2 separate regions of the Homo sapiens genome follow, and region 1 is linked to region 2. Evidence: chromatin loops called from intact Hi-C (ENCODE). Cell type or tissue: heart left ventricle. All regions are shown on one strand. Each heading gives the region's core, and the rest is flanking DNA. Links, peaks and the distances in the headings are about the cores only. Region 1 holds the start of GRM2 (glutamate metabotropic receptor 2). Region 2 overlaps LOC105377087 (a long non-coding RNA gene).

The links. Hi-C counts contacts between places; a loop is a spot of excess contacts. Peaks named below come from ENCODE experiments on the same cell type or tissue, not always from the same donor. Only the 100,000 strongest peaks of a DNase experiment are listed, where the experiment ranks them.
Region 1: it touches region 2 in a loop (3-fold over the local background); 40 of 110 quality-filtered maps call a loop at or near these places.

What each region holds. Positions count from the first base shown.
Region 1 is chr3:51,695,550-51,711,102 of GRCh38, forward strand. TEX264 (testis expressed 264, ER-phagy receptor) reads left to right here. Exons shown (of 5, transcript NM_015926.6): 4 at 3,857-4,025; 5 at 8,175-8,774. The coding sequence ends at 8,467. It overlaps GRM2 (glutamate metabotropic receptor 2), which reads left to right and starts at 11,519. Exons shown (of 6, transcript NM_000839.5): 1 at 11,519-11,618; 2 at 13,299-13,884. The coding sequence starts at 13,435. RefSeq lists an enhancer at 8,391-9,259. In heart left ventricle, for the core only: a CTCF peak has its summit at 11,373; DNase peaks (open chromatin) are centred at 8,262, 11,362, 11,682 and 13,592; H3K4me3 peaks cover 562 bases.
Region 2 is chr3:51,792,176-51,808,303 of GRCh38, forward strand. It overlaps LOC105377087 (a long non-coding RNA gene), which reads left to right. Exons shown (of 3, transcript XR_940838.2): 3 at 13,413-13,847. Among named protein-coding and RNA genes, the nearest start is that of IQCF6, 21 kb to the left of the region's middle. RefSeq lists an enhancer at 9,685-10,436. In heart left ventricle, for the core only: CTCF peaks have their summits at 7,928 (motif pointing left) and 8,131; no DNase peak of the experiment used is centred there; H3K27me3 peaks cover 3,434 bases.

The DNA.
Region 1 (15,553 bases), core at 7,553-15,552, 92 kb before region 2:
TCTTCCTCTCCCATAATTCAGAAAGACCTGCTGGGGAGGCACTGTGGGTCCCGTGGGGGAAAGCTTGGCCTGGTGTATCAGTCTTGCCCTGTTGTGGGAGCCCTGAGCTGAATGGGGTAAATGCCTGCACCCTGCCCAGGAGATGAACTCAGGCTGAAGTGAGGTGGGAGTGTGTGGTGTGTCCCCAAGGTAGCTGACGCAGTGGCACTGTGGCAGCCTGTGTGAGGTGGGTGAGCTGCTCCTTCCCTTTTTTGCCAACACTCCTGAGTGAGTAAGCAGGTGTTGGTGCAGGGTGGGGTGGTGGTGGGGAAGTGCTGGTGTCTGGGGTCTCTTAGAAATTCCTGCATCATGGGTGGTGTCCCAAGTCCCCATCTTGTTTCTGCATGTGGAAGACCCAGGTGGGAGGGAAGGCCCGGAGGTGTGTCTGAGGGACTGGAACTCTGAATCCAGTTTCTGGCAGACCCTGGGGGCACCTTGGCATGGTTCACTGACTTTTGCCTGTTAGGTGGAGAGGAATGTGAACATCTGCAACTCTCCCACCTTGGAAAGAGGCTTTATAGTCTCCTTGGGTCTGTGTGTGGGAGTGAGCTGCTCTGGGCTGTGGGTTTGTTAGATGGCCAGTGGTGTCAGTGGCAGAGCACGTTCTCATGTCCTGGCAATGCTTCCACACACTGCTGGCTGTCTGGGCTGTGGAAGGGGATGTGCCAGGGCTAGGAGGACCCCAGGCCCACCCAGGCTCTTCACCAGTGGGACCAGCCCAGTGTGACCTTGAGCTAGTGTCCTTGGCCACTGGCAGTCTGCTCTCCAAGGGCTCCCTGGGGCTAACTGAGGGAGAGGCAGCTGGCCTCGCCTTCCTCCAATGATTTTCCAATATTTACTGGCTCATTGACATATTGCCCGGGCCATGGCTCCTACTGTGCAGCAAGGACCTGAGAGCCAGCCCATGGTCACCCTGTCTTCCCTCCGAGGTTGCACCTGGCTGGGAGGGAAAGGGCTTGTCCTCTCTGCCTGATCACTCAGGGACAGAGCATATAGCTTGTCCTGCCCCTCACCTTCCATCCCCAGCCCCCACTAGAGTCATTCTTGCTCAGTGGGCAGAGCATGCAAGGGAGAGCAGTCTCCCAGGAAGGGCCAGGGGGCAACTACAAGCCCCTTCTCTGCCTGTGGGCCTGGCTTAGAAGTTTGCTCCTTTGCCTTCTTCCTGTCCCTTCTCTGCCCAAGTCTGAATTTTGGTAGGACCTGGTGCATGTGCTATAATGATTTGGGGCTGAACAGTCAATGGCATTTTAATTAGCTCCATGCCTCCCTCCAGTAGGGAGGACCAGGGCCCCCAGGTAACAGCAGGTAGGACCAGGCTAGTTTTGGGCCTGAGGCTGCCCCTCCAGGGGTCTGGGAGCAGGCTCTGGGACCTGGTGCTCCCTGTGTGAGATGCTGTGAGGAGGGAGAGCTGGGCAGAGAAGGAAGGGCTGTGTCGCAGGGCCACAGTTTTCTCTCCATCCTCTGTCTCCCTTGATCCTCTGTTCTCCCTGATGGCTTTGAGATGAAGGCGACGGCAAGGATGGAGGATGCAGTTTCCATGGCAACGGGGCTGTCCACAGCCAGGCAACTTCAGAGCCGGGCTCTCCGGAGGAAGCAGATGCGCAGAACAGCCGCAGAGCTGCCTCCCGCCTGCCAACGAGGGGGCTGGCAGAACAGGTGGCACAGGGTGGCAGCCTGGTGCTGCCCAGCCTAGGGGAGAGGGTGGAAAGAGCAGTACTCCCTCTTATTATCTTGTTATGGCCAAGTTCCTCCAGAAGGGAAGCTAGGGAGGTGGCTTGAGTGTTGAGAGGGGTTGGGCTAGGGTCCCCATTGTCCCTGGAATCTCTGGGTGGACACAGGCTCTGTCCTCTGGGATCTTCCCCCAAAAGCCAAATGTCTGCTGCTCTTGTGATGGCCACTCAGCTACTACCCTTTGGGTCCTTTGTCCAGAGTGTGAGGATGTTGGTGAAGGCCATGCCCTGACTAGATTCAGGGATCCTTTTCTTTCATCTAGCTACTGGGGAAGGACCTGGACCTTCTTCAGGGGCCTCCCTGCCCCTGGCCTCAGTGACCTGGACCAGTTTGCTGAGTTGGGTTCAGGTTTGGCAGATGCCTGCCTCTAAGTGCTGGCATTGGAGGGGCCCCAGAGCCTGACAGCTCCTGCTTCCTGACACTGTGATCTTGTTTAGCCTCCTCCTGGAGACCAAGGCTGGAGTGGGTATGTGAGTGGGTAGAGAAGCAAAGACAGCCATCTGTGTGTTTAGAAATGGGACGTGTCAGGGGCATGGACTCTTGAGATGGAGGAAGCCCCGAGGGCACCCAGGTTGGCAAAGAAGATTTGACTCCAACTATTAAAAAATAATGACTTTCCTTCACCGACCTTGGAAGCATCAGGGCTAGGGTGTTCTACTTTGCTGTTGAGCACATGGAGACTTAGGATGGAAGGCTTTGCCTGGATCACCCATGGAGTCAGAGGCTGAGCCACAGCCAGACCTGGGACAGGCCATCCACCTCCCGCGTGGCCTCCTAGATGCACCCTCCCTTCAGCTGGCTGCTGAGGGTCCTAGCTAGGTAAACCTTTCAGGCTCACTCCTCTTTCCCTTTATCATCCGTGGGCTTGCTTTTAACCCTTCTTTGCTAGCTTGCTTTAGTTGAAGGAGGTTCCTCAACCCTAGGGTTGGCCAGGCAGGTGGACAAGTGGAGTCTTGGAGTGGCTTCTCCTTGCCAGGCAATAAGTCTCTCATTACTGCTAAGTGGAAGGCTCATTTCAGAGCTCATGGTGAGAGCGGGGCGAATGCTATAAATAGTCGTGTTGTGAAGATTGGCGGGTGAGCAGTGACAGGGCAGGGGCCTTGCAGTCATCATAGTGGGTATTTGTGCTCCTTCGCAGGAAAGGTGGCGGGGCAGGCTCTGAGTAAGAGGCAACTTGACCCCTGTTCTGGCTGTCCCTGCCTGCCTCAGGGTGGCTCTGGCATGTCTGTGCCCCTCCATACTCATTGGGGGATGGGGAGCACTGGATTCTGTGTCTAGGCAGAGGGAGGTGGAGTGCCTTTTGGAACTTGGGGCCCAAAAGGTGGTACATCAGCCCACTGGGTAATGTCCTGTGCTAGATCTACTTGTCCTACCTGACCTTCCAGTCCAGGGTCTCCCTCTTCCCCATCAGCTAAAACCTGAGTTTACATGTGAGGAGGTATGGGAACCATACCTGATAGTCTCAGAGGTTGACATAGCTCTAAACTAGCAGGGGAATGAATGGGAGTGGAAGTGGTGTTTAGCTGGCCTTGATCCTTGTTCAGGGTCTATAGTAGCATGTCTGCAAGAGCAGGGGCTGGAGGCCTAAGGACTGGGGGTGCTGGTCTTCTGATATCTGTGGGTCAGTCAGCGTTGTCCAGGGTGGAGAGGAGGTCAGGGCCAGGGGGTCCTGGGATGGAAAGTCTGGTAGGTGAGACCTTGGCTTAGGCACATGGGGTCCCTATCCTGGGGTGGTCCAGGGGTGCCAAGCTTCATGGCTCTGTGAGACCAGTGCCTTCTGGAACAGCTTTTTGGTCTCAGATGTACACATAGGAGAGCAGTGCCAGGCTCCTGGGTTCTTTTACCACCTGCCCTAGGGTGTCGTCCTGGGTCTTCAGACTATTATTGCACTCTGGACTATGGGGCCCTGCTGTTAGGGTGATCTATGTGTGCCTCCCTCAGCAGGGCTTTGGAACTTGGAAGAGGTTGAGAGGCAGAGCCAGCCCCTGGGACAGAATAGGTAATAGACAGTTCTGGGGGTCACCCAGGGACAAGTGAGTCAGGGGCCCTGTAGGGCTCATTCTACCTTTTGCCACTCTCTGACTAGGAGCGGAAGCTGTGTGCCTATCCTCGGCTGGAGATCTACCAGGAAGACCAGATCCATTTCATGTGCCCACTGGCACGGCAGGGAGACTTCTATGTGCCTGAGATGAAGGAGACAGAGTGGAAATGGCGGGGGCTTGTGGAGGCCATTGACACCCAGGTGGATGGCACAGGTACAGAAGGTGGGGTATGAGGATGGGGCCCTCCTGGAGCTCCTCTCTTCTGGACTCCAGGGGCTTGGTTGAGGAGGCTCCTCCCTCTCTGGGTTGGCACTGTGGGTGTCAGGCTATGCTTGGCAGAGGGAGGAAGGAGACCCACCTACCTGAGGACCCACATGTGGAGTTGCCTGTTCCCAGACACATGGATCTACATAGATGTGGATTCACACACATTACCTCCTGGCAACACAGATACAAAGACCCTGCCTGGATTCCCTCCAGATGCAGCAGGAGTACCCTTGGAAACAAAGATCACAGACAGCTCGATGTTCATGGGAGGGGGCTGAGGCTGCTCAGGAAAGGAGTCCCTTGGGTGGGGCTCAGCAGGAAGTAAGATTGGCATAGATCTGGAAGGTAAGGAGGGGAGCAAAGTGTTCTCTTGTCCCTCAGTACGGGCCCCACCCAGAGCCAGCTGCTTTCTCCCTGCCAGGGAACAACCAGGGAGCATGCAGAGGGGAGCCAGGAGATCAGTCACCTGTGCCTTTCTCCAGGGCCAGCCCACACTCCTGCTGGCAGCCTCAAGGCCCCAGGTCCAGGCTGGAAGGCTGCTTGCCTGCCCACCCCTCTGCAATGATCTGTGACCCCGGGCTGTCTCAGGCACAAGGGGGTCTGCTGGGTTACATCCCAGATGGTCCCAGGGGGCCTTATCCTTGGCCAACCTGGTGGAGTTTGTGACTTCTAGGAGTGGTACAGGGCTGTGGGGAGAGGAACTGTCCCTCCTCTCCTCCTTCTTTAGCAGATGCTCTGCCCATCCAGTCTTCAACAGCCAAGGTCACCCTAGGGAGACGTGTCAGCTAGGGCTGGGTAGGAGGGTATTGGGAGCAGTCTCTACTCCCTAGGGGCCTGTGTCCAACACAGTTAACTTCATCTGCCACTTAATTACCTCCATGGGGTACAGCTCCCTTCTGCCTGGTAGTGCCCGGCAGACACTCTTCAGTGCCCCTACTGTGGGCACAGGACATGGCACAAGGTCAGCAGGCCCAGGCAGCCTCCAGGGCAGGAAGACAGAGTGCCTTCACTTTACTGTGACCTCCCTCTGCTGCCTGCCTCCCCCTCCTTGACCCACCCACCCAGCTTCCTTCCCTCCCAAACACTGCCTGTCAGGGTCATTGAAGGACTGCTTGGCACCCACTACAGCTGGCTGTAGTGGCAGCTCCCACATTCCCCAGCTCCTCAGCCTGTTTTCCTCCCCTCCAGCCCGCCCACCCACTCCCTGGTGTTGGGGCCAAGGGGTCTGCCCACCTCTCACAGGGCCTGTCCTGACACCCCAGCGGGACTCGGTGTTTGCCCACCAGGTGCATGCCACTGACACAGCAGTTGGTGGTGGGTGCATGCAGGATGTCTGACTGCCCAAGGCTTGGCCTGTCCCTGCCCGCCTCCCTGCTGTGGCCCTAGCTTAGGCCGGGAGGTGAAAGGGGGTGATTAGCTGCCTTGTGCCTGTTATTACATTGATGTATTATTTAGCTTCAGAGAGGCGATGAATATTTGATCGTCTTGCACTGGCTGTGGGCAGAGCGAGAGGGAGGGATTTGGGTGAAGGGGGTGGGCTTCAAGTCCCCTGCCCCAGTAGTCGTGGGGATTTAGGTAGGGCCCTGCCTTGCCTGGTATCTTCTGCCCAGGGATGCAGGCATGGGACTCTGGGACCTCCTCCTGTGTAGATCTTGGTGGGGGTATAGGGATGCTACTTCCCCGTATTGCATTCCTTTTTTTTTTTTCTTCTGCGGCAAGGTCTGGCTCTATCGCCCAGGCTGGAGTGGTGCAGTGGCAAGATCTCGGCTCACTGTAACCTTTCCCTCCCAGGCTTAAGCTGTCCTCCCACCTCAGCCTCCTGAGTAGCTGTGACAAGAGGCGTGTACCACCATGCTTGGCTAGTTTTTGTATTTTTTATAGAGATGGTGTTTCGCCATATTGCCCAGGCTGGCCTTGAACTTGTTAGCTCAAGTGATCCTGCCTCAGCCTCCCAAAGTGTTGGGATTCTAGGGATGAGCCACCATGCCCAGCTGGATTCCTTTTTTTTGTTTGTTTGTTTTTAAAGACAGTTTTCCTTTTTTGCCCAGGCTGGAGTGAAATGGCATGATCTTGGCTCACTGCAACCTCCACCTCGTGGGTTCAAGCGATTCTCCTGCCTCAGCTTCCTGAGTAGCTGGGATTACAGGTGCCTGCCACCATGCCCGGCTAATTTTTGTATTTTTAGTAGAGATGGGGTTTTGCCATGTTGGCCAGGCTGGTCTGGAACTCCTGACCTCATGTGATCCACCTGCCTCAGCTTCCCAAAGTGCTGGGATTACAGGCGTGAGCCACCGTGCCTGGCCTCCAGCTGAATTCCTTTGCTTGAAGTGTATATATGTCTCCAGGGGCTGTCTTCATTTCAGCAGGCTGTCCTGGCCTGAAGGAGGCACCCCTAGGCTCCTTCCTCTGAACATTCCTAGCCTAGGAGCTGGGTGGTAGGAGGTAGCATGCTGGGAAGCAGGCACATTCCTATACCTGGGGTCCCAAGAGAGCCATTGGGTGGGTGGGCAGACAGAACATACAGTTTAATAGGGCCAGGGAGAAACTGTCTCCCTCCTTTGCTCTTTTCAGGCCTGCGGTCCCTGGGGCACTGATCATTATTTAAGGAGCAGTGAGGGCCTGGCATCCTGTCCCCTGGTCAGAAGAAACTACCCAAAACTTAAAGCTCCCCCAGCTCCCTGACCACCTCATTCACAGGCTTCTGTCCTGGGAGCCACACCTGGGGCCTCAGCAAGAGGAGGGCCCTGGGCCAGCAGCCTGGGCTTCTAGGGCTCACCTCACCTCTGCCAGTAGCGCCCAGAGGGCATATTCTGGGGGCTGAGTGGGTGGTGGGGGTAGGGAGAGACCCCAAATTCCCCCCTCTCCTAATTCTCCCACCCCCAACCTAGGCCCCATTTGAGGCTCAAGGAAAGCCCCAGGCTGAGTCCAGGCGCCAAGCAGACCCCAGCTGCACCTGGCTTGGCTCCAACACCATGGAGACAGTGGCTGGGGAAGCTGGCTAACCCCTCACCTTCTGTGATGTTTGACAGCTGACCCTCTCCCCATCATACAGGAAGGGTAGCAGATCCACTTTCTCCCAGTCTGGATTCCTGCACACAGCGAGCCTGAGCCATGTGTTCCTCCTTGCCACCCCAGCCTGCATTCAGTGCCTCTGATCCAGGGAGATGAACCCAGGGGTTGCTCCTGGACAGGGCAGATGAAGGGGCTGCTTGCTTGGAGGATGTATTGGGGGTGGAAGGAGCAGGTTAGAAGGAGTTTGGGCCATCAACCTGGCTCAGCACTGGTTTGGGGCACCCCAACCACCAGCAGAGTGCTCTCATCATCCCCTTTTGCTATCTTGTGGCTCAGGAAGCACCAGTCATTGGGGGTGGGGTGGGTAAGGGTTTCTCAGGGTCGACCCAGGCATAGGGAGAGAAAACCCTTAACATGTTTCATCCCAGCACCCTCCTCCTTGCAGCTGGTTGAGTATTTCTCAGGCCTTCTCCATCCTCCTCGTACTTCAGCTCCCTCCTCAACTGGGACTTGGTGTGTACCAGAGGCAGGGGCCTGCTGACTCCCTGGATGCTGCTCCTGGGAGCCCTGCACGGGGGAGGGCTGCAGAGGGGCCTCCTGCTGCATTCTGCAGTCCTCGTGCCCTGTGGGTGATGTTCTGTAGCTGGCCCTGGACACATCTCTTTCCAAGCTTGAAGTGGGGGTGGGGGAAGGTGGAGAGGACACTACTTGTGTCTCTTTGTTCTACCTCAGCTCCTCACCTCAGGGCTGAGTGGCCCTTAATAAATGTGGGGGGAGGGCAGCAGGCTTTGTGGAAGTGCAGGGAGCTGAGGCTAATTTAGAGTGGGGAGAAGAGTGCACAGCTGCCTCCTCCCACCCTCTCTCCCTCCCTCCCTCCTTCCCTCCCTCCCTTCCTCCCAGCTCTTTCCCTCTGCCCTGTCTGTGCAGCCCCAGTCAGGGTAGAGGGCAGAGGGCAGCTGGAGCAAGCCCCCTGAGCCCGGGAGGCTGCATTATTCATGAGTGCACTGCGTGCTGAGTTGCCTCTCCCTGGAGGAGGGGGTGGGGTGGTCCTAGCTAACCTGTGCTCCCTTTTCCTGGTCATAGGAGCTGACACAATGAGTGACACGAGTTCTGTAAGCTTGGAAGTGAGCCCTGGCAGCCGGGAGACTTCAGCTGCCACACTGTCACCTGGGGCGAGCAGCCGTGGCTGGGATGACGGTGACACCCGCAGCGAGCACAGCTACAGCGAGTCAGGTGCCAGCGGCTCCTCTTTTGAGGAGCTGGACTTGGAGGGCGAGGGGCCCTTAGGGGAGTCACGGCTGGACCCTGGGACTGAGCCCCTGGGGACTACCAAGTGGCTCTGGGAGCCCACTGCCCCTGAGAAGGGCAAGGAGTAACCCATGGCCTGCACCCTCCTGCAGTGCAGTTGCTGAGGAACTGAGCAGACTCTCCAGCAGACTCTCCAGCCCTCTTCCTCCTTCCTCTGGGGGAGGAGGGGTTCCTGAGGGACCTGACTTCCCCTGCTCCAGGCCTCTTGCTAAGCCTTCTCCTCACTGCCCTTTAGGCTCCCAGGGCCAGAGGAGCCAGGGACTATTTTCTGCACCAGCCCCCAGGGCTGCCACCCCTGTTGTGTCTTTTTTTCAGACTCACAGTGGAGCTTCCAGGACCCAGAATAAAGCCAATGATTTACTTGTTTCACCTGGATTTGGGTTGTGTATTTGTTTGTTCTGCCTTGGTTGGGGGCGGTGGGGGGATGGCTGTACAGATAGGCTGGGAGTGGGAAGGAGCCTCCCCTCCCCAGGACAAAGAATGGAAGGAACATGGCAGGTACCCTGGGGTTGGGGGAGGAGGGGAGTTAGAGATCCTCCACGTCCTGCTCTGTGACCCCAGTGGCCAGCTGCCCCTCCATTGCAGCTGCCAGAGAGCAAGCAGAGCCTGGCTTGGGTGAGAGCTGAGTATGGGGTGCCCTTCAGGGCTCAGGAATGGGGAGCTCACAGCCTGTCTTCATCTGCCTCCAAGGGATGCCTTTGTGTCTGTGACTAGTGTGCCTGCACGCTGGTACTTCCCCAGTAGGCGAGGCTCCCCCACTGTGCCTGCCAGTGGCTGTGTACCTGTGTGTGTGCATGTGCACCCACGCTCATGCATTTGGCTCTGTGTAACCACGGATGGATGGGGCTGCTTGGGTAAAGCTGTGCCCAGGTGAGCATCAGGGTATGATTGTACCTGAGCATGGCTGAGTCTGTGTGGATGGCTGTGTGCCTGTGTGAGTGTGTGTGTGTGTGTGTGTGTGTGTGTGTATTGCTGTGCTTTGTGTCTGTGTATGGTTGTATTATAGGAGCATGTGAGGCTGGCTAACAGCATCTCTATGGGGGCTTTGTTCATGTACAACTGTGTGTGGCTGTGTCTGTACAACTGTGTGTATGGTGATGTTCATGACGTTCATGTATAAAGCTATGTGTTTTGCTATGTGTCCACATATAAAAACACACATTTGCTATGTGTCCTGCAGCCGTATATCCATAATTATGGCCATGTATGTGTGGACATGTCTTGGTGGACAGCTATTTGTGGCATGTCCTTGTGTGAGCAGCTGTATATATGTGGCTGTGTCCACATGTGCAGCCGTGTGTAGACATGGTCACATGTTCTTAGGGGCAGGGGTGTGCCCATGTGTATTATGGCTGTCTACAAGTATAGCTGTGTGTGGTTGCATGTTTATGTGTACTATGCATGTGGCCATGTCCACATTTACAACTGTGTAAGGCTAAGTGTATGTCCTCATCCGTGTGCACACAGCTGGGAGTGGTGGCTGCCTAGCTGTGTGTAACTGTGTGTCCATGTGCTGCGACTGTGCAGCTTGTTTGCTGCAGGCCACATCATGGGCTTTTCTGGCTGATGCTGTACACAGCCATATCTGTGTTTACAGCCCTGTGCCTTTTGTGAGGCTGACTTGTTGAGCAGGTTGGGAGTGTGGCTAGAAGGAGTGTGTGACTCCTCACCTCAGCACCCTCCTGCTGTCAACCCCTCTGCTCCAGAGGCCTGGCCCATTGCTCACCTACCCCAGGGAGCTGTTGCTCTGAGGCAGCCAGAGAGGGTGAGAGCAGCCGGTGGCAGAGTTGGAGGTGGAAGACAGCATGTCTGTCTCCCACTGCCACCTTGTCTCCTGTTAGTGATGGGGCTTGTGTTTGTTTGGGTTTTATGTGTCTGTTTCGTTTCAAAGCTGTATTCTTTCCACAGCAGCAGGACATCAGGTTTCTGTGTCCAGGGAAAAAGCTCGTCCTTGGTGATCACCCCCGCACCCCTACGGACTGCCACACGCACATGTGGGTGTGTGTGCCTGAGGGGTCTGGGCTTGGCATGTTCATTAGCATGTATCTGAGCTGGCCTTGCTTCCACTGACACCTGTGGAAGAAAGGGCAGTGTCGGGAATGTGTGTAGGGATGCCATGCCCCTTGGCACTTGTTAGTGTGTGCACATGTTAGGGGCAGATAGCACAGGCTCTCTAATCCCCATTCCTTCAGCACAGTCTGGCACTACAGCTTATCCACTACCCTCTACCCAGGGGCGTCCTTCCCCATCCTGCTGTGGGAGGGAAGAGTCAAGAGAATCTTCTCAGAGCTGTCCTCCCTCTGCTTGGGCTCCAGCTCTCACTCCCTCCTACGCAGCAGCCAGTTCCAGAAGCCTTTCCCTAGGCCCCTCCCCTCCCAGATGCCCCTGCCATCCCTAACACTCCCTCAGGGTTGACCCTAGTACTTGGTTCTGCAGCCCTTCCTGCAGGTTGCTCTCTCCTTGCTTAAATACCCTTTTTACATGGGAGTGGGTGGCAGGTTTAAAGGGCATCTGCAGGAAGGAAGGGGAGGCCCCATTCTCCTCTGACCTCTCCCTTCCCCCAATCTTTTCCTCATAGTGACTCTGGCTCCAGGTCTCAAAAGTGGCAGAGGACACATGCCTCCAACTCAGGCCTGGGATGTGGACCCAGCTGAAATCGCTGAGTGGGGAGAATAGACTCCACCCGTCTCCCACGCGCCCCTTTACCTATCCCCCAGAGGCACCCCTTGCACTAAGGCCAGCTCCTCCACTCTGCAGTAGCACTATGGGCACCTGTCGGGGCGCAGTGACCTTCCCCACCCCGTGCCCCGTGGCATCCCCCCGCCCCCCACCTATGCTCTCTAGGTGGTAGTCTGACTATGGGGCGGAGTGGGCCACGAAGCACCCGCTCCAGCGCAGAGCGAGAGCGCTCGGGGATTCAGCACCACGAGGCGGACAGCTCCAGGCCCTGAGGTCCCCAGAAAAGCTGGAGCGCGGAGTGTCCAGAGGAGGCGGAGGCTGGGTTGGGAGCAGGAGACCTGGCGTCTGGAGGAACGGAGGAGGGGCTGGGGGCGGGCCGGGGCCGGGGGCGGGGCGGGGCGGGCCGCGATTGAAAGCGGCGGGGCGAGCGGGCGGGCGGAGAGCGCAGAGCCAGCGAGCCAGCGAGCGAGCGAGCGGGAGCCGGAGCCTCGCGCCCCCCGCTCCACTCCGATTCTCTCCGCGCCAGAGCCAGCGCGCCAGGTAGGGTGAGCCGGTGGTGGTGGTGCCGCTGCCGCTGCCGACCTTTTTGGCCCTTACCTCACGTCCCAGGGTCCTGCGGGCCCTCAAGTTGTGGGGCGCCCGCGCTGCTGTGTCCAGACAGCGTTCCCTGAGAGCTCCGGGAAGCGGGAAGACAGCCCCGGGCGTCCCGCCTTTCTTCTCCAGAAAACGCACGCCCCACATCGCACTCCCCCGTTCCTCCTGCTCCAGCGTCCTCTGGTCCTTCTTTCTGTCTGTGCCTCCGTCTTTGTCTCAACCTCTCAGGCTTGCTCGCTCCCTGCCCAGATTTTGTGGCCCAGGCTCCTGGCTGTCTGACTCCGGGTTTCTGTCCCCTTCCTGCCTCTGAGCTTCCGTCTGGGCCTCCCCTCTGGGAGACTTGCGACTTGACCAGTTTTGGCTTCAGCCCCCATCTGGGTCCCTGTCTCCATCTGTGCTGGTCTTCCTCCCTGCTTCTCCCTCGCTTGCCTGGGTAAGCTGCTGCTTTCCTGATCCCCAGAGGAGCCCAGTGCCCCTGCCCTGGGGAGCTGAGGGGGCAAAATGAAGAGGCTCAGCCTCCGTGGCCAGCACATGGGGTCCTTGAGTTAGTTGCTGCCCTTCTTCAAACTCAGTTTCCTTTCCTGTTCTGAGGAAAGAGGTATGTCCCTCTCCCAGCCTTTCCAAGCCTGTGTGATTGTGAGAGCCTTTGTGGGGTGTGTGTTTGGGAAGGCAACTGGGGTACAAATGATTGGACGCAGTGGGGAAGAGACAGGGAGGGGGTCTCTGAGGGCCATGGCTAGGGTGGGCAGGGCCCTGAAGCTGAGGATGGGGAGATTGGAAATGGTGACTTTCTCTGCTGGGTCGGGAGTGAAGAGAAAACAGAGGCACAAAATCTCAAGCAGTGTTCTACACAGAGCTAGAGAGTCCCGCACTCTCACCCTCAGCACTGTTTGGAGACTCTAGCCCCCAACCCTGACACACACATACGTGAACATCTGCTTGCCCTGTTGACTTAGGACCTTGAGCCACTTGGGTACCCTCCCTGAGGCCAGCCATTCCACCTTGCTGTCTCATTCCCAGGGCTTAGTGTCTCTATTCCTTCCTCAGTCAGCAAACTGTGGGGATGGCTTTTTAAGAACCAAAGGTTAGAACCCTTGGGTGTTCACATGGGCTCCAGTCTCCCCACGGGTTGGAGACTGTCCCTTAGAGATGCTTCCCTTCCTCTTCCCTGGTGGGTCCTGAGACAGCAGTTCCTTCTCTCTGGAAATCCAAGGCTCAGGATGGGGACCTCTGAGTTTGTGACTGTGACATAGTCTGTTCCAAAGGTATTGACCTCGGGGTCCTGGGAGGTTTGTGCTGTTCTTGGACACCCTTTGAATTACAGAGGGGTCAGCATTGGCTGGGGTCTCCTGTCCTCTGCCTGGGACTTCACTGCTTGCATCTCTCCCCACTGCTGAGTTTGGTAGGGGAATATGGCCCATCTCTCACCAAGCTGAGGCCAGGGCTGAGAGACAGGTCCAGGGGAGTCCCAGGAGCTTCTCAACCTACTTAATGACACCATCCTGTCCCTCCCTGGCTTTTGAGTACCTAGGAAAGGGGCTCGTGGGGAGGCAGAGTCAGAAGGGGCAGCTGCTCTCAGGTTCCACTTTTCCTGGTCTGTTTTTCTGTCTTTCTATCTCTCTGCAGGAGCTGGGTCCCTTCGCATCTCTCTTCTTGTCTGTCCTTTCCTGGTCCCTGTTTCCTCCTCTCTTTGCCTTCGCTGCTTCTAATCTCATCCCCTGGAGACCCAGGTCTGCGGGACCCATCCATCCCCTTTGGGGCCATGGGATCGCTGCTTGCGCTCCTGGCACTGCTGCTGCTGTGGGGTGCTGTGGCTGAGGGCCCAGCCAAGAAGGTGCTGACCCTGGAGGGAGACTTGGTGCTGGGTGGGCTGTTCCCAGTGCACCAGAAGGGCGGCCCAGCAGAGGACTGTGGTCCTGTCAATGAGCACCGTGGCATCCAGCGCCTGGAGGCCATGCTTTTTGCACTGGACCGCATCAACCGTGACCCGCACCTGCTGCCTGGCGTGCGCCTGGGTGCACACATCCTCGACAGTTGCTCCAAGGACACACATGCGCTGGAGCAGGCACTGGACTTTGTGCGTGCCTCACTCAGCCGTGGTGCTGATGGCTCACGCCACATCTGCCCCGACGGCTCTTATGCGACCCATGGTGATGCTCCCACTGCCATCACTGGTGTTATTGGCGGTTCCTACAGTGATGTCTCCATCCAGGTACGTGGAAGCCACCCAAATGGGGGCTAGGGAGGGAGGCCGGAGGTGGTGACCCAGAATTCCTGCTGAAAAGGGGCTCATGGGCTGCTGTGAATTGGAAGGGAAACTAGAAGCTTCCTTGCAGTAGCTTTTACAGAAGCTAAGAAAGTGCCCTGGTCACATAATGGTGGTCGATTTTTAGAGACTGTGCAAGAGAACATCTTACTCTCATTACTCCCACACACACACACACCCTCACACACACACACACACCCCACACACCCTCACACACACACACAGCCCCCCACACACCCACACACACCCGACACACCCACACACACCCAACACACCCACACACACGCACCCCACACACCCACACACACCCCACACCCACCCCCACACCCACACACACACCCAGACACACACACCCTCACACACACACACACCCTCACCCTTGATGTTAACCCTGAGGGGCTTAATAGTCAGGTCTCCCACTTACTAACTGCATGACCATGGCACGTTATTTCTCTTTTCTGTGTCACAGCTTCTTCCTTATAAAATTGGATTCACAACACTTTTTTTTTTTTTCTTTTTTGAGACAGGATATCGCTCTGTCTCCCAGGCTGGAGTGCAGTGGTGAGATCTCAGCCCACTGCAATCTCTGCCTCCCGGGTTTAAGTGATTCTCCTGCCTCAGCCTCCCAAGTAGCTGGGATTACAGGCGCCTGCCACCATGCCCGGCTAATTTTTGTATTTTTAGTAGAGACGAGCCTGACCTCACCACGTTGGTCAGGCTGGTCTCAAACTCCCGACTTCAGGTGATCCACCCGCCTCGGCCTCCCAAAGTGCTGGGATTATAGGCATGAGCCACTGTGCCCGGCCCACAACACTTTCTACTTTGAGGTTTGCCATGGAAATTTAATGAGTTGATAGATGCATAGTATGTATCAGGGGCCCGGCAAGTCATAAGGGCACCGTTGATATTAGCTGCTATTATTTTTAACCCATTTTATAGATGAGGAAACGAAGGCTCAGAGAGAGGTGGGCCACATTCAAGGCAGTGGTGGAGGGGAACTGTGAAATCGGCTCTCGGCCAAGGGGCTCCTGACTTGTCAGATCATCTCTGCCTGGATTGGAGAGGGGTGGCCAGATAGAAGCCAGGAGTGGCCAGAGGAGAGAATCAGGGTAGGGGAGTCAGAAGGAAGATAAACAGAATATGTGTCGGGGGAGGGCACCAGAGAGTCTTCAGGGGGCACAGGATTTGAGGGGGTGGGAAGGGTGGGGAGGCAGCTCCCCTGCCCTCAGCCTCCTACTCTCCCACAGGGACCAGCAGAGGGTGCTCTGTGGCTCAGCTTCAGCAGAGGCTGCTGGCCCTGCTGACACCCCTCTGCTGCTCCCAGGGCTGTGCCCAGCTGCGATCCTCCCATCTCTGACTGGGTCCTACCTCTCACCCAGATTCCCGCTTGCCAAGTGCCCAGCACAGGCTGCTGGAAGATGCGGCTGGAGCTAGAATCAGGGCTGGGGGACATAAGGTAGGCCTTGGCTTGGCCTCAGCTTCCTTTCGGAGAGTGGCTGAGGGCATTGCCGAGATGGAGAGGGCCAGGCCCCCTGTCCTAGAACAGTTGTTCAGGAGAAATGGAGCAGAAGCAGAAATCAGAGAACCCTGGAGTCAGCTACCGGCCTGAAGTCGG
Region 2 (16,128 bases), core at 3,125-11,124:
GCAGCAGGTAGAATGGTTTGTCTCCTGTTAACCGCAACAGCGAGGGATCCAAGGCCCAGAGGAAGGTTGCACCTGGAGCTGCCCTCTCTCGCAAATTCCTCTCCCGGTTACTCTGGCACTAGTATCCCAACCTCCATGGTCATACAATTATAGTGAAAGAAACTTTGTGGAAATGAGCTAACGTCAGCAAGAGGAGGGCTCCTGTGTCTGCTGAGCTCTGCACCATGGGAGGCCTGCCAGGTGATGTGTGGTGGTGTCAGGAAGGTGCAGACTAGAGGTCCCCAACCTTTTTGACACTACAGACTGGTTTCACAGAAGACAATTTTTCCATGGACGGGGGTTGGAGGGGATGAAACTGAAACTATTCCACCTCAGAGCATCAGGCATAAGATTCTCATAAGGGTGTGCAACCTAGATCCCTATGCGCAGTTCACAACAGGGCTCACGCTCCTATGAGAATCGAACGCAGCTGATCTGACAAGAGGCAGAGCTCGGCCGTAATGCTCACCTGCTGCTCACCCGCTGCTGTGTGGCCCCATTCCTTACAGGCCATGGACTGCTACGGTCCCTGGCCTGGGGTTTGGGGAGCCCTGGTGTAGACTAAACCTCGGGTGTGGAAGGGTTTGCTCGAGTCCACCAGCTGGCAGGCAACTCCTAGCTGTTGCTGGCCAGAGATCTCCTGCTGCTGCTACACATCCAAGTTGGACACCCCAGGAACTGGGAACAAGGGCTTTAAAAAGTGGGTGCCCCTCTCTCTTAGGGCCCTTGGAAGGGTCTGAGCTATCCTGGCCCACATCTCATTGCCTGATCATCCTGTCAAGAGTGGGCCATCCAGAGTGTGCTGGAACCGGTTGACTGGGAATTGGGAGTCAGCCACCTCAGGGGTTGATTTTCCAGTTAGAGTTTGTCTACCAGGAATTAATGTTGACATGTGTTGAGAGATGAGGGGTCCAACTTTATTTTTCTAGATAGACCCACTATTTATTAAAGAAGCTGTGATTTTCCCATAAAAATGAAATACCACCTTTATCATTTATTAAATTTTCATATTAGTTGGGGTCTATTTCTTTTTGTTTGTCCACTCTGTTCTGATCATTTGTATGTCTATTCCTATTGTTTGGGGTACAGTTACTTTAGAGTGCTGAGTCTGGGCTCCCTGTCTATTCTCTTTTTTTTTTTTTTTTTTTTTTGAGATGGAGTCTCACTCTGTCACCCAGGCTGGAGTGCAGTGGCACAACAGCTCACTGCAACCTCTACCTCCTGGGTTCAAGCGATTCTCCTGCCTCAGCCTCCTGAGTAACTGGGATTATAGGCGTGTGCCTCCACACCCCACTAATTTTTGTATTTTTAGAGGAGTCGGGGTTTCACCATGTTGGCCAGGCTGGTTTCAAACTACTGACCTCAGGTGATCTGCCCACCTCGGCCTCCCAAAGTGCTGGGATCACAGGTGTGAGCTACGGTGATGGACCCCTGGCTGTTCTTTATTAATGATTTCTTGGTAACTGGATATTTATTTTGAGAGAGATGCCTTTGTATCATTGCGTATAATTAAAAATCCATTGGTATTTTATTTGGGATTGTATTCATTATATATTTGCTATCATAATCTATTCTCTCTCTTGCAAAATACGTTAATAATCTTACCATCTAAGGACATTTTTCCGATCCTGTTCTGTGTCTTTTAATTTGACCTACAGGTTACTTCATACAGGTTCCGTATTTAATTGATTGCCAAGTATTTAACAGATGTGGGGTTTTTTTTTTTACTATTATGGATGGATATTTTATCCAATTCATTTTTCATTTGGCTCTTGTTAATACAGAGAAACACTATAGATTTTTGTGTATTTATTTTTTATTAGACCACATACCAAATTCTCTATTAATTTCTCTATTTTGTCCTCATTAGATTCTCTTGGAATTTCTAGGTACCTTATTATTATTTTTTATTTTTATGGGTACATAGTAGGTGTATATTCTAGGTGTATTATATCAGCAGCAGAAAGAAATAATTTTTATCTTCTTTTCAAAATGTATTCTAATGTTTCCATTTTGCCATCCTGTTGCATTTGCTGGAACCACAACAATGTGTATAGTGATAGTAGAAGGCATCCTTGTCAGGGTCCTAATTTTAATTCAAATGGCTTTTTAATGGAAATGGTGCTCTGTCATCCAGGCTGGAATGCAGTGGCAAGATCCTTGAGCTCCTGGCCTCAAGCACTCTTCCCTCCTGGGCCTTCCATAGCTCTGGGATTACAGGCAAGAGCTACTGTGCCTGCCACCACCACCCCTCCCCCGCCACCACTCCCCCACCCCACCGCTGCACCTTTTTTTTTAAACAATTTAGAATGCTCCTTGCCTAAAAAAACCAAAAAACCAACAAACTAGTCTCCAGTTTGTAGCAGTTTCTTTCTATTCTAGTTTTTCTCAGAGTTTTATTAAGATTGGCTGCTGAACTTTATAACCAGCATTTTCAGCATATATTAAGTTGATCAGGGGGCTTTTTGTTTTCCCTTTAAATTGTTCATGTAAAGACATATGACTACCTTTTCCTGATGTTGAATATTTCTGGAATAACCCTTATTTACTCTTACTGTCTTGTTCTTTGGACACACTGCTGGATTCTATTTGGTAATGTTCAATTTTTTTACATTTACATCTGTATTGATTACTGAGATTGGGCCATAGCAGAGGTCAGCAAATTACTGCCCCTGGGCCAAATTCAGCCCACGACTCGTTTTTGTACATCTCACGACCTGAGAATGGTTTTTACATTTTTTAATGGTTGCGAAAAAATTAAAAGAAGAGTAGTATTTTGTGACAATGGAAAATTATATCAAATACAAATTTCAGTGTTCATAAATAAAGATTTATTTGGAACACTACTGCACTCATTCATTTACATATTGTTCGGAGTGCTTTTGTGAGTGGTAGAGTTGAGTACTTGCAAAAGAGACTGTATGGCCCCAAACCTAAAATATTTACTATTTGGCTCTTTACAGAAATGTTTGCCAACCTCTCTGGTCTATCTTTTTGTTGGGGGAGGAGCTATCTTTATCAGATTTGGTATGAAGTGTAATCTGGCTTCGTAAAATGAATTGGAGAATTTCTTTTCTTTTTTCTATTATGTGGAATAGTTTAAATATCTTTGGAATGATCTTCTCTCTAAAGGTTAGATAAAGCTCAGCTATGAAACTATTTCTTCCAGGGCAATATTTAATATATAAAAATATAATCTTCCTTGGTAATTGTTCTATTCAAGTTTTCTATTTTTTCTTGGATTGATTTTGGTAATTTAGATTTTGTTAGAAAACCATCCATTCCCTCAATAGTTTCAAATTTGGTTTGCCATAAACTTGCATAGTGTTGTTCTCCTTAATATAATTTTAATTTCACCACATCTGTAGTTGAGTCTCAGTTCTCATTTTCTGTCTTGTATATTTTTACCCTCTTTTTTTTCTTTAATCTGGTTTATAAGAGAACTGGAGAGTCTATCTGTTTGTTTGTTTGTCTGTTTTTCAAAGAAACAGCTTTTGAGTTTATCTTTCCTTTAACTTTTTTTCTTGGTTTTCCATTTCACTAATTCAAACTTTTATTATCTCCTAGTCTTCATTTATGTTAGATTGTTTTGTCTTTTTTCTCACTGTTAGGATGAGTTCCCACATTTTTGGGATGTATTTTGGGGGTCTATCTTCCATAATAAGGCATTTGAGGCTGTTGGGGTCCATCCTCCATAATAAGGCATTGAGGCTGTGAAATTCCCTCTAAGCCCAGGCTTTATTAGGAAGTGGTCTATTTTTTCATTGCTTTATGGGTAGTTTGCAATTTTATCTTGATTTCACCTTCCTTTAAGAGTTTTTCTTAATTTCCAATGAGGTAAGACTTTTATTAATTTTTAAATTATTTGTTTCTGATTTTATTGGATATGATCACTGAAAATATGTATACAATTTCTATTTTTTTGTTGTTTTTAAGCTTCTTTTAGTGGCCAAGTACATGGCAGTTCTTTGTTAATATTCTCTGGACATATGAAATAAATGATTATTCTCTGTTTGAAAGATATAAAGTTCTGTATGTATCTGCTGATGACTGCTTGATGATTACTGTTTATTCAATTCCCCCATGTCCCTGCTTTTTGGCTACTGATGTTGAAATTTCTTACAATAATAATCGCATTCTCCTTGCATTTCGTAGTTCTAATAATTTGTTAGTTGATTCTTTGGGGTTTTTAAAGTAGGTGACCATATCAGTTATAAATACTGACAACTTTGTAGTTTTTTTCCTCCAGCATGATACCTCTTTCTTTCCCTCCCTCCTTCCTTCCTTCCTTCTTTCCTTCCTTCTGCTGTTGCACAAAGACTCAAGAACAGCGTTGAAAAGCATTGTGGGGAGTGGCACCACGTTTCCCTCTGACTTTAATGGGGTTGTTTCTTATGCTTTCCCACCAGTGAGGACATTTGCAGGAGTTTCATTTTATCTAGCCTTAGCAAATTAAGTACATTTCCTTCCATTCTTGTGTGCTAATTGTTTTTTGCAATCAAGATGTTTATTAAATGCTTTTCTTTTTAATAACAGCATGTAACCACCCGGTGGGTTCTCTTTGCCTGCTGTCTAGACAGAGCCAATATCAAGACAGGGGAATTGCAATAGAGAAAGAGTTTAATTCACACAGAGCTGGCTGTATGGGAGACCTGAGTTTTATTATTACTCAAATCAGTCTCCCTGAAAGCTTGGGGATAGGGGGTTTTAAGCATAACTTGGCAGGTAGGGGGTCAGAAAGTGGGAAGCGCTGATTGGTCAGGTTGGAGATGAAATCATAGGGAGTCAAAGCTGTTCTCTTGTGCTGAGTCAGTTCCTGGGTGGGGAGGCCACAAGACCAAATGAACCAGTTTACTGGTTTGGGTGGTGTCTACTGATCCATCAAGTACAGGGTCTGAAAATATCTCAAGTACTGATCTTAGGTTTTACAACAGTAATGTTATCCCCAGGGACAATTTGGGGAGGTCCATAATCTTGCAGCTTCTAACTGCATGACTCCTAAACCATAATTTCTAATCTTGTGGCTAATTTGTTAGTTCTGCAAAGGCAGTCTAACCCCCAGGCAGGAAGGAGGTTTGTTTTGGAAAGGGCTGTTACCATCTTTGTTTCAAAGTTGGGCTACAAACTAAATTCCTCCCAAAGTTAGTTCAGCCTATGCCCAGGAATGAACAAGAACAGCTTGGAGGTTCGAAGCAAGATGGAGTTAGTTGGGTCAGATCTCTTTCACTGTCAGAATTCTCTCAGTTATAATTTTTGCAAAGGCAGCTTCAAGCAGGAAGGATTTCACTGTTTTCCTCTTTGATCTGTTAATATGGTAAATTACATCGATATATTTTTCCCACGGAAACCTCCTCACAGTGGTGGGCTTTAGCCAGATTTTAGGCTACCTGACACCTCCAGGGAAGTTTAAATTTTCCCTCTGAAGTTTTGATAATTGAATCTGCTGAAATAGACTGACGATAGACAGACAAGAGAAAAGGCATACAAATGTATTAGCATGCAAGCACATGGGAATCATACAAGCATGAAACTCAAAGAAAAGTCAGATAATTGAAGCTTAAATACCTTCTTCACATGGGAGAGGAAAGTGGAAGATGTAGACAATTCTAGAGGAAGAGTAAATGATTTTTAAGAAGGATGAATGAGACTGAAGCACAAACAATAGCTGAAGGCAAAGTTCTTCTAGGCTCTAGTAGGGGTGGTGATAAGTTGTAGGAAGGTGAAGGGTGGAACTGCATTGCAAACAAAGGTTGTTTTTGTTTGTTTGTTTGTTTGTTTGTTTGTTTTTGAGACAGAGTCTCGCTCTGTTGCCCAGGCTGAAGTGCAGTGGCGCTATCTCAGCTCACTGCAACCTCTGCCTCCCAGGTTCAAGCGATTCTCCTGCCTCAGCTTCCTGAGTAGCTGGGATTACAGGCACGTGCCACCATGCCTAGCTAATTTTTGTATTTTTAGTAGAGATGGGGTTTCACCACGTTGGTCAGGCTGATCTTGAACTCCTGACCTCGTGATCCACCTGCCTTGGCCTCCCAAAGTGCTGGGATTACAGGCGTGAGCCACCACGCCCAGCCAAAGGTTGTCTTATTATGCAGATAAAGCCTCTTGGTGACAGCCCTCAGAACAGATGAAAAGTCTGCTCATGCAGATGATCTTTAATTTCTTCTTCAGTGAGTAACTATCCCTTTTTAATTTGATTTCAAACAGTGGATTGAAGGCAATTGTGTTTCTTTAAAAGAACTTCCCTCAGTCAGATAAAGGAACTCAGAGAGAGCCCCTTCCCGCACTTGGGGGGAGAAACAACGGAAGATCAAAGACCTTGATTCTGAGGCAGCTTGGGAGGCCTTTCATTCAAGGTGCTTAGTACGGCAAAGAGCTATACTTTGGGGGTGTTGTTTTCTGAGCCCAAACACACCTGATTCCCTTCCCCATGTCTGGGGACTCTCCTTCTTATCTGTCTGGGTGGGAAACAGCCTGCCTCTAATTATAGAGCTGAAAATACCAGTTTCTCACTTTCTCAGCTCCCCTGGCTGCTGGGACAGACATGTGACCAGGATTGGCCAATCAAATTTGTGTGCTGAGAATTTTCAGTCTGCAGCTTGGGATCCAGAGAACCAGGATAGCAACCCCTGTGTTGGTGCTGGAATCCTCAGCAGGCTGGTTCTGTGGTATGATGTTTTCTGTGGTTCTGGGTGCATAACTTCTCTTTGATCTGCCTGTTTTCTGAGCCTGGTCCCTGGGCTTTCTGATAATTTGGTGAGCTACTAAATATTGTTTCAATACACTTCTATTTTGCTTAAGTAAATATGGATCTGTTTATGTTTGTAGTTAAGATGAATGACTAACATATTTGCATTTGTGGAATAAATCCTACTCATTCAAGCATTATTTGAAATCACCATTGGATTCAGTTTGTTAATATTTATACCTGTGTTCATAAATCAGATTGGCTGATAGTTTTCTCTTCTTGCACTGTTCTCATCTTATTTTAGTATTAAAAGGGTGCCAACTTTTGGGGATTTTTTGGTTAGAAAAATTCCTACAGTAGAATTGCTGGATCAAGGGGTCTGTACATTTTCAGTTTTGATGGCTATTGTCAAATTGCTATCCAAAGAAATTTTGCCAGTTTACATTTTGACCAACAACATATAATACTGCCTGTTTCTCTCTATCCTTGCCAACACAAAGGACCTGTTATCAATCTGTTTTTTTTTTATGGGTAAGTTGAGCATCCTTGCATATGTTCAGAGTCTTTCTTTCCCCAGCTGTTTTGTTTTCTATGAACTGTCTGTTGATGTCAAAGAACATCAACAGAGAGTTGGTGTTTAGTTTTTCCTCTTATGTTTTTTGTTGGGGAGGGAGGAGGCATGGGAGAGTGAGGATTTAACTTTTTGTCCTACAGTGACCTGTTGGTCTGAAGTTTAAACTCGGTTCCTGGATGTTGGTTGTAATGGCTGTTGAAACTGGAAAAGACCCTCACAAAGACCTGCAATGCAGAGGGAAGATGGCGTGATTGGCTCTGTCTTCCAACTCAAGACATTCACTTCCAGTTGCATCCACCAATTATGCAAAGGTTTTTATTGAAGTCTGGTGAAAAAAATTTCATATTCCCTAATGATAATCAGTTGTTCTATAAACCAGTCAGAAGTTGTTGCATTTTTATATTTTTAACAACTGGGTCCAAAACCAATACAATGATTTTGTAAGTAATAAGTAGGTGAGGAAATTCTATTTCCAAAGTTTTAGGTGTTCGACTGAGAGAGTTGTTATGAGTGAGTCACATTCCTTTTGGCAACAGAATCACATAAAGAAGGAAACATTTCAAACATCTGTTTTCTAAAAGCATTTCCACAGTATCTTAATTTGACTGATGAGGAGCTCCCTCTAGGGGAGAGAAAAATATCAGCACCAGGGTTTCTTGTTTGTGCATTTCAGCCTAGGGGTTTTTGTGGAAATCTTTTTAATCCCCTTGCCTGTGCTGGTAAGGCTTAGCATTGTTAGAACTAGACAATGCGATCCATACATGCTTTGTCAGTGCAGCACAGTCACAAATGATCATCTCTCCCAGTTCATGGAAAGCACATATATTGGCCTGTCTCTCTTACCAGAATGTGACCTTTATGTGGAGAGGGCTTTGCCTGTTTTATTCTTTTATTTAATAAATACCAGTGACAGTACCTGACACATAGCATGGTTCAATAATTTTTGAATCAATGAACAAATCTTTGAACAAAAGTTTTGAGCTTAGTGTAGCCTGAAATCCATGACTAGGCTCTGTGGCCAAGGGCAGGCATTTGTCTGTGGCCTAAGGCTGAGTAGTCTGTGCTGTGGGTGTGGGTGAGGTTTATTTAACTGGCTTAGGCCAAATGTATTCACTCAATGCTTGTTTATTGAGCACCGACTATGTGCCAGACACTGTTATAGGGGCTGGGCTCCCAACAGTGAAAAGGGCAGGCAAGATTCCTGAACTTAAGTAGCAGTGATATAGAGAATGTTGAGATGGTAATACTTGTTATAGAGAAAAATCAAACAGGGAAGGGAGATAGAGTATTCTGGCATGGAGAGGAGGTCTTGATTTTATCTGTGGTGAGAGAAGACTTCACTGAGAGGTGAAGGAGGGAGGGAGGAGGTTGAGCAGCCACCTGGGAGACAGTCATCAAGGCACTGAAGCAGGAACGTGCCCAGCATGTTTGAAGAACACGGAGGAGGCCGGTACGGCAGAGCAGAGTAAGGGAGGGGGAGAGGGATAGGGGCTGGAGTCAGAAAGATGTGGCCTACAGATGTGAAATTCCTAGAGAGAACGGTTGAAGATTTTCCAGCAGTGAGGGAGGACCCTGTGAGTCAAGGGCAAAAGCAGGCCTGGAACTTTCCTGCATCCTTTCCTGCTTCTAAAGGTGATTTTCAGGTTTTCTCTGAGACCATTTTCTTCGAAAGAGTCAGATCATCAATATGAGGTAACAGTGCCTACGGTGGTTCTGCTGCAGCCCACCTGTCAGGAGGTGGGAGATGTTCTAGGATAGTATGGGGTACAGAGGGGAGAACCTGCTGAACTGGATTCTGGCTGAACTAAGCTAAACAAGAGACAGCACTTTAGACCCTGAACGTCAGAGGTGGAGGAAGGGACCATCTATCTCTCTCAGCTCCTGTCTGTAGGTCATCGGGCCCCACTTAATTGCGGCCACCACTCTCATTGAAGAATCTTAATCTAAAAACTCTGGAAACCTCCCAAGAGCCAGAAAGAAACAGCCTCCACTGGAGATGACAAAACAAGATTAACCTTTTTGGACATTGATATGATTCCCTTTAGCCTCATTTTGTTATTGTTAGATTCTTTTTTTTTTTTTTAACAGTCTACAAATTGTTCTAAACTTTGTAGTGTAAGTGGTGATGGGCAATGGCGCTGTCCTGGGCTTCCTGCTAGCCAGTTGAGGTGGGGGTGTGTGCCAACACCTCTTGCTGCATCTGGTTTCATGACATATTTAGCTAGCCTGGCTCCAGATGGAAAGCCTGGCTGCAGTCAGTACTCTAAGTCAGCCTGATCACAGTATTAAGAGTCATTGTTATGGTCACACACCTCATTGTCTATGACAAACAAAACGCACTTATTCAAGCCCTAATCTGTATAATGAATTAGGGTATCTGATGGGGTGACCCACACTCCTGAGAATTCTTAGTAGGACACATGAATGTCAAGGGATGGAGTTGCAGGGGAATGACTTTGCCATGGCAACCTTGCATATATCTACACCCCCTGCAAAGGCGAAGGCTTGAACCACAGCTAATCTGAGTCTTGGCAGAACACTTCTTGATCCCCCTTGGAACAGAAGAGGATGGGAGGCTTGTAAGGCATGCTCTGAGGCCCTTATCTCCCTTGGGAGGCTGTCATGAGACAGCTTTCTCTCTCCTCTCCAGTCCTGATGAGGTGTGGGGCTTTCTGCCTCGTGCCCCTCAGAATAGAGCTACAGAATATAAAACCACATAGCTGCAGTCTAGACCCCCTTGGCTCAACAGCAACAGGGTATCCCACGACTTGCCTTGTAGTCATCGAATCCCTTTTGTGTTGTTCCTTTTGTTGTGTGAGACAAGAACCACAGGGAGCTGGCACTTTTGACTAATCTTCCTTTTTCTATCTATGTGAGTAATTGAAACAATCAGTCTGAAGTGGCTCGATTGGATCGGTTAGACCTTGGCCTTCGTTTTCTCTTGTGTGCCTTGTGTGTGCTTGACAGAAGGCCACGTACTGGGGGTCAGTTATCTGTCACGGTTACCGTGAAGCCTCTGAACTGGGAGAGCTGTAAGTTGTAATGCTGATGGTGTGCGTGTGTGACTGGCATGATAAAAAAGACCAGTGGAAAAATGAGGCAGTGGCTCCCTGTGGCAAGAGGAACTGCACACACCTGGACCTCGTTCCTGGCAGATGTTTACACACCTCCTTGCCCCTTGTGGGTGGGGTTAGGGAGGAATCAGAATCTGCATTCTAAGTAGTTGCTGGGACTCCTGAGGAGAGTGAAGCTCATTTCCTGACCTGTATCTTTTACAGGGCTAAGGAAACATAGTGCTAGATTAAAGTCTGTCGTGTCTTGAATTTGAAGTCTAGCCTACCCTCCCAGTGGTGGGACAGACCTGAATCTTCAGACTAAGGATGAAAATAAGTCCAAATAGATCAGTAATCACAATAAGTTCAATGAGTTAAACTTGATAATTAAAAAGCAGTTTGATAGATTACATTTAATAGATCTATATAATGTTCATAAGGGATATATCTAAAACAAAGTAACACAGAAAGTTTGAAAACAAAAGGATAGAAAAAAGATATATCCGGCAAATTTCCAACCAAAGAAAACTACCACAACAAAATATAATTTAAATCTTAAAAGGAATCAAGGAATCAGCGAACTATGGCCTGCAGGCCAGCTGAACCCACCACCTGTTTTTAGAAATAACATCTTATTGGAACACAATCACTCCCCTTTGTTTACATATAGTCTGTGGTTGTTTTTGAGCTACAATGGCAGGGTTGAGTAGTTGTGACAGATACTGAATGGTTGTCAAAGCCTAAACTTTTTACCACCTGGTTCTTTATAGAAAAACTTTACCAATTCTAGTTGTAAACCAATGAAAGGAACACTACTCTAAGATGCTATAATACTTGGGAATTTTTATGTACGCAACATAACTTCAAAATATGAAAATAAAAAGGCTGATAGAATTACAAAGTAAAGGGCCAGGCACAGTGGCTCATGCCTGTAATGCCAGCACTTAGGGAGGCTGAGGTGGGCGGATCACGAGGTCAGGAGATCAAGACCATCTTGGCTAACACGGTGAAACCCCGTCTCTACTAAAAATACAAAAAAAATTAGCCGGGCATGGTGGCGGGTGCCTGTAGTCCCAGCTACTCGGGAAGCTGAGGCAGGAGAATGGCGTGAACCTAGGAGGTGGAGCTTGCAGTGAGCTGAGATCGCACCACTGCACTCCAGCCTGAGCAACAGAGTGAGACTCCATCTCAAAAAAAAAAAAAAAAAAAAATTACAAAGTTACAAAGTAGATAATTCTACATTTATACCTATTTCAGACACTCATGGATCAAGGAGACAGAAAAATGGTAATAGGATATTTGAAAAATCTTGTCCACATACACACACACACGTATGAATTGTAAATGGAGACAATTGGGCAGAGAGTGGCAGAGCTGAGGATCATATGCATAGATGCATGAGGGGTCATAGTGGTCATGACCAGCCAAAATTATGAAGCCATCAATGTTACAAGGCAGAGAAAACAAAGACAATGGAGATCATGAAAAAATGGTAGTAACAAGAACAATTAGAGCATAAAAAAGTTAGCCAAACTGGAGAGACCAGCCCAGAGTGAATGCCACTAAAGTCCTGAGGAGTCCCAGAGCTACCTTGCATTCCATTCAAGTCTTTCAGATGCTCCATTTTATGACTTGTTTGTTTGTTTGAGACAGAGTATTGCTCTGTTGCCCAGGCTGAAGTGCAGTGGTGCAATCTCTCAATCTCAGCTCACTGCAGCCTCTGCCTCCCGGTTCAAGCAATTCTCCTGCCTCAGCCTCCCGAGTAGCTGGGATTATAGGTGCGTGCCACCATGCCGGCTAATTTTTGTATTTTTAGTTTCGCCATGTTGGCCAGGCTAGTCTCAAACTCCTGACCTCAAATGATCCACCTGTCTTGGCCTCCCAAAGTGCCGGGATTACAGGTGCGAGCCACTGCACCCGGCCCATTTTATGACTTTTTAAACCTGCATCTCCAGAACGCCCTCTTCCTTGTGTTGATCTTGTATTGGCCGTCCATCATGTGAGCTAGCCCAAGAAAAGCCATCCTTCTTGTAATAAAGGGAAATAAAGTAAAATCTCCTTTTGAATGTCTTGCCACAGCTATGACACAGTGCCATGGTGGACACATAGATGGGTGGGTGAAGTCCAGGAGAACCTGGTCTGCCAGGAAGTCCTAGTGGGACTTGTCCCTCCCCCTGGTGCTGGTTGTCACAGCTAATCTTGAGGTTTCTGGCTTCCTCTGGAAGGAAACAGATGCATCAGCCCTGACATATTAAAACAAGCATGTGAATACCTGGGTTTCCTATACTGTCTCATGTGCAGTAAGGAGCAAGGGTTTGGGAATCAGTACTATATGAATGCTGTAAACTTCGTTACAATGCCCACTTTTTTTTTTTGTTCCCCATGTATGAAACCTTGAAAATAAAGAGGAATAGTTTGCTTCCCTGGGAAGCATTGAGGAGAGCTGGAGAGCTAGGCAGCATCTAGATTTGATGTGAGATAAATCCTCAAGTGCCACAAAAGGACAGAAAGGAAAACAGACCCAAGGACAAAGGATCAGGGCCAAGGGACGCATGTCCAGGGCCAGTCAGGGCCTGAGAAGAGGGTACAGAGAGGGCCCTCAAGAGCAATGTGGCCTTGGTCCTTTCTTTTTTGTTCTTTTCTTTTCTTTTCTTTTTGAGACGATCTCACTCTGTCGCCCAGGCTGGAGTGCAGTGGTGCAATCTTGGTTCACTGCAACCTCTGCCTCTTGGGCTCAAGCAATCCTCCCACCTCAGCCTCCTGAGTAGCTGGAACTACAGGTGTGTGCCACCATGCCCTGGCTAATTTTTAAATTTTTTGTGGAGATGAGATTTTGCCATGTTGCCCAGGCTGGTCTTGAATACCTGGGCTCAAATGATCCACCTGCCTTGGCCTCCCAAAGTGCTGGGATTATAAGCATGAGCTACCAAGCCCGACCTTTCTGTTTTCATAAAAGACTGTATCAGGAAAGAACTGTGCACGGACCACACAGAGGAGAACTTGGTAAGTGATGGGATTCAGGTTTCACGTATTTTTACTTACACCCCTATCCTATCTTTGACAGGAGGGAAACAGACAACTGTTGCATTCCTGTCCACAGAGCCTCTCCCTGAAGAAGACTCAATTATGCGGCCAGCATCCTAACCCTGGGCTGTAGTCACTTTCGATCTCATGATTTTTCATCACTTTTACCCATGCCTGGTGACTGAACCATCTAGAAACAAGCTTTGGGCATTTGCCATTGTATAGGAAACATAGCCATATCTACCCAGTTGGCAGAAGTATCCCATGACTATCCCAGGATGAGAGGGACCCTGGAAATTCATAGACTCTGAGACTGATTAGGAAGCTAGGGTTGTGGATGTCATTGTTATAAGCCAAAAGGAGAAATAACCGTATCTTATGCAAATCTATCTCTTCTCTATAAAATCAACTCTACAGAAATGCATAGGCAACTATAATTGAGACCCAGAAAGTTGAAGAAATATTTTAACGGAAGCAGAAGGTAAGTAGGTGTTCCATATAAAAAAGAGAAACCCAGATTATTACTATCAGATACTTAAGTGTCCTGAGGATGCTGAGCTGTGCCTCCTGTGTGGAGGCACACAGGATTCCTCCCAAAAATAAAAAGGGTCACCCTGATCAGTAAACATTGGTAACTGGTTCCTCATCTTCCTGGGTAGTGGTAGAGGGAGTGGGAGAGGTGGTGAGAAGGCAGCTAGAAAGCCAAGGAGCTGAAATTTTGGGCAGAATTTTTGACAGTTTCTGTGTAAGGAGGCTTCAAAGTTGGAGACCAGGCCTGCTAAGGATAGGGGCACACTAGTAAATCCCCAATATTTAACAGTGGAAGCCAAGAGGGCTATACCATACCAAGAGAAAGGTGGATTTAAAATAGGCCATTAACATTTCCCATGGTGGAAGCCCTGTTTCACATCTTAATCTCTGAAATTGGGTTAAAGTGATCCAGGATTGCTAATGCTCCAGTCACCTACCAGAAGCAAATGTAAATCGCCTCTGAAGGAAGGCAGCATAATCTCAGACCTCAACTTATTTTAAAATTTTTTCTTATACAACCATCCAGCACTCCATTAAAAAAAACCCAAACTTAAACACAGAACAAAAAAAAACCCCACCCAAAACACGAGAAATAATTGACACCAAAAACAGACTCACAGAGGATCCAGGTCATGAAGTTATACACATTTTAAAATTTGTAAGCACACTATGCCTTAATGTGTTAAAGAAAATAGAAGGCAAAATGAGAATTCAGCAGGAAATTGAAATCTTTCAGAAAGTATCATATGGGAATTTTAGAACAGAAAAGCACAATAACTCAATTAAAAACTCAGTGGGTAAGTTTCAGCAGATTAGACAGAGAGAATTACTGAACTGGAAGATAGGTTAGGAGAAAATATATAGAATAATTAGACTAATAGCTGACTTTTTAACAGAAGCAATGGAAGCAAGAAGACAGTGAAATTACATGGTTCAAGTACTGAAAGCAATAAATAATAACTAATGACCTACCTGTTGAAACCATTCTTCAATAATTAGGGTGAAATACAGAACTTTTTTGACAAAAGTTGAGAAAATTAATCACACTTAAAGAAATACGAAAGGGTATTCTTCAGGTGCAAAGAAAATAAGCCTAAATGGCAGACAGATTCAGAATCAATGAAAATAGTAAATATTTGGAAAAATTCAAACGAATATGCTACATTAAGCAATAATTATATAATTTGGGAAGAGAATTAAATAAAATAAAAATGTTCTGAGCTCCTTGAATGTCTGAGAAGAGGTAAGGTAAAAGTACTACATTTATATTAGACTTTCATAAGTTAAGGATACATATCGTATTACAAGGCTGCTTTGTTAACTGTGGTAGCCCCTAGGCACATGTGGCTATTGGCACTTAGAAATGTGACCAGTCCTACTTCAGGTATACTGTAAATGTAAAATATACACCAGATTTCAAAGACTTAGGGTAAGAAAAGAAAGGAGAATAAAAGAAAGGAAAATGATACCATTACTAATGTTATATGGATTACATGTTGAAATGATAATATTTTGATATATTAAATTAAATTGAATGTATTATTAAAATTAAGTTCACCTGTTTCTTTTTTCTTTTCTTTTTTTACTGTGGATATTAGAAAATTTAAAGTTACATATATATGGCTCACAGATTATATTATTATATTTGCAACATGCATTATATTTCTATTGGATAGTGCTAGTCTAAGGTAATCACTAAGTAAATCGTAAAAAAAAAAAAAAAAGTGTTAACTTCCAAGTTAATGAAGTTGAGAGTAGTGGGAGAAATGGAATAATAAAAAAAACAAGCCAAAAGAAGGAAAGAAAGGACAGAGAGAGAGAAAGAGAAAAAAATATATAACAGATGAAGCAAATAGTAAGACAGTAGATTGAAACATACACCAATAATTACATTAAACGTAAATGGACAAAGGGCTCTAACTGGAAGATAAAGATTGTCAGACTGGATTTTAAACAAAAGAGCATGCTGCTTATAAGAGGTGTATCTAAAATACAAAGATTTAGAAAGATTGAAAGTAAAAAGATGGAAAATTATAAACCAGGCAAATACACTAACCAAAGAAACTTGGTCTAATTAATGATATCATACAAAGCATATTTTAATGCAGAAAGCATCTAGAAATAAAGATGCTCACCTCATAGTGATAAATTTTCACCCACAGGATGATATACTAATTATAAATCTGTGTGCACCTAATAATATAGGTATAAAATATATAAATCAA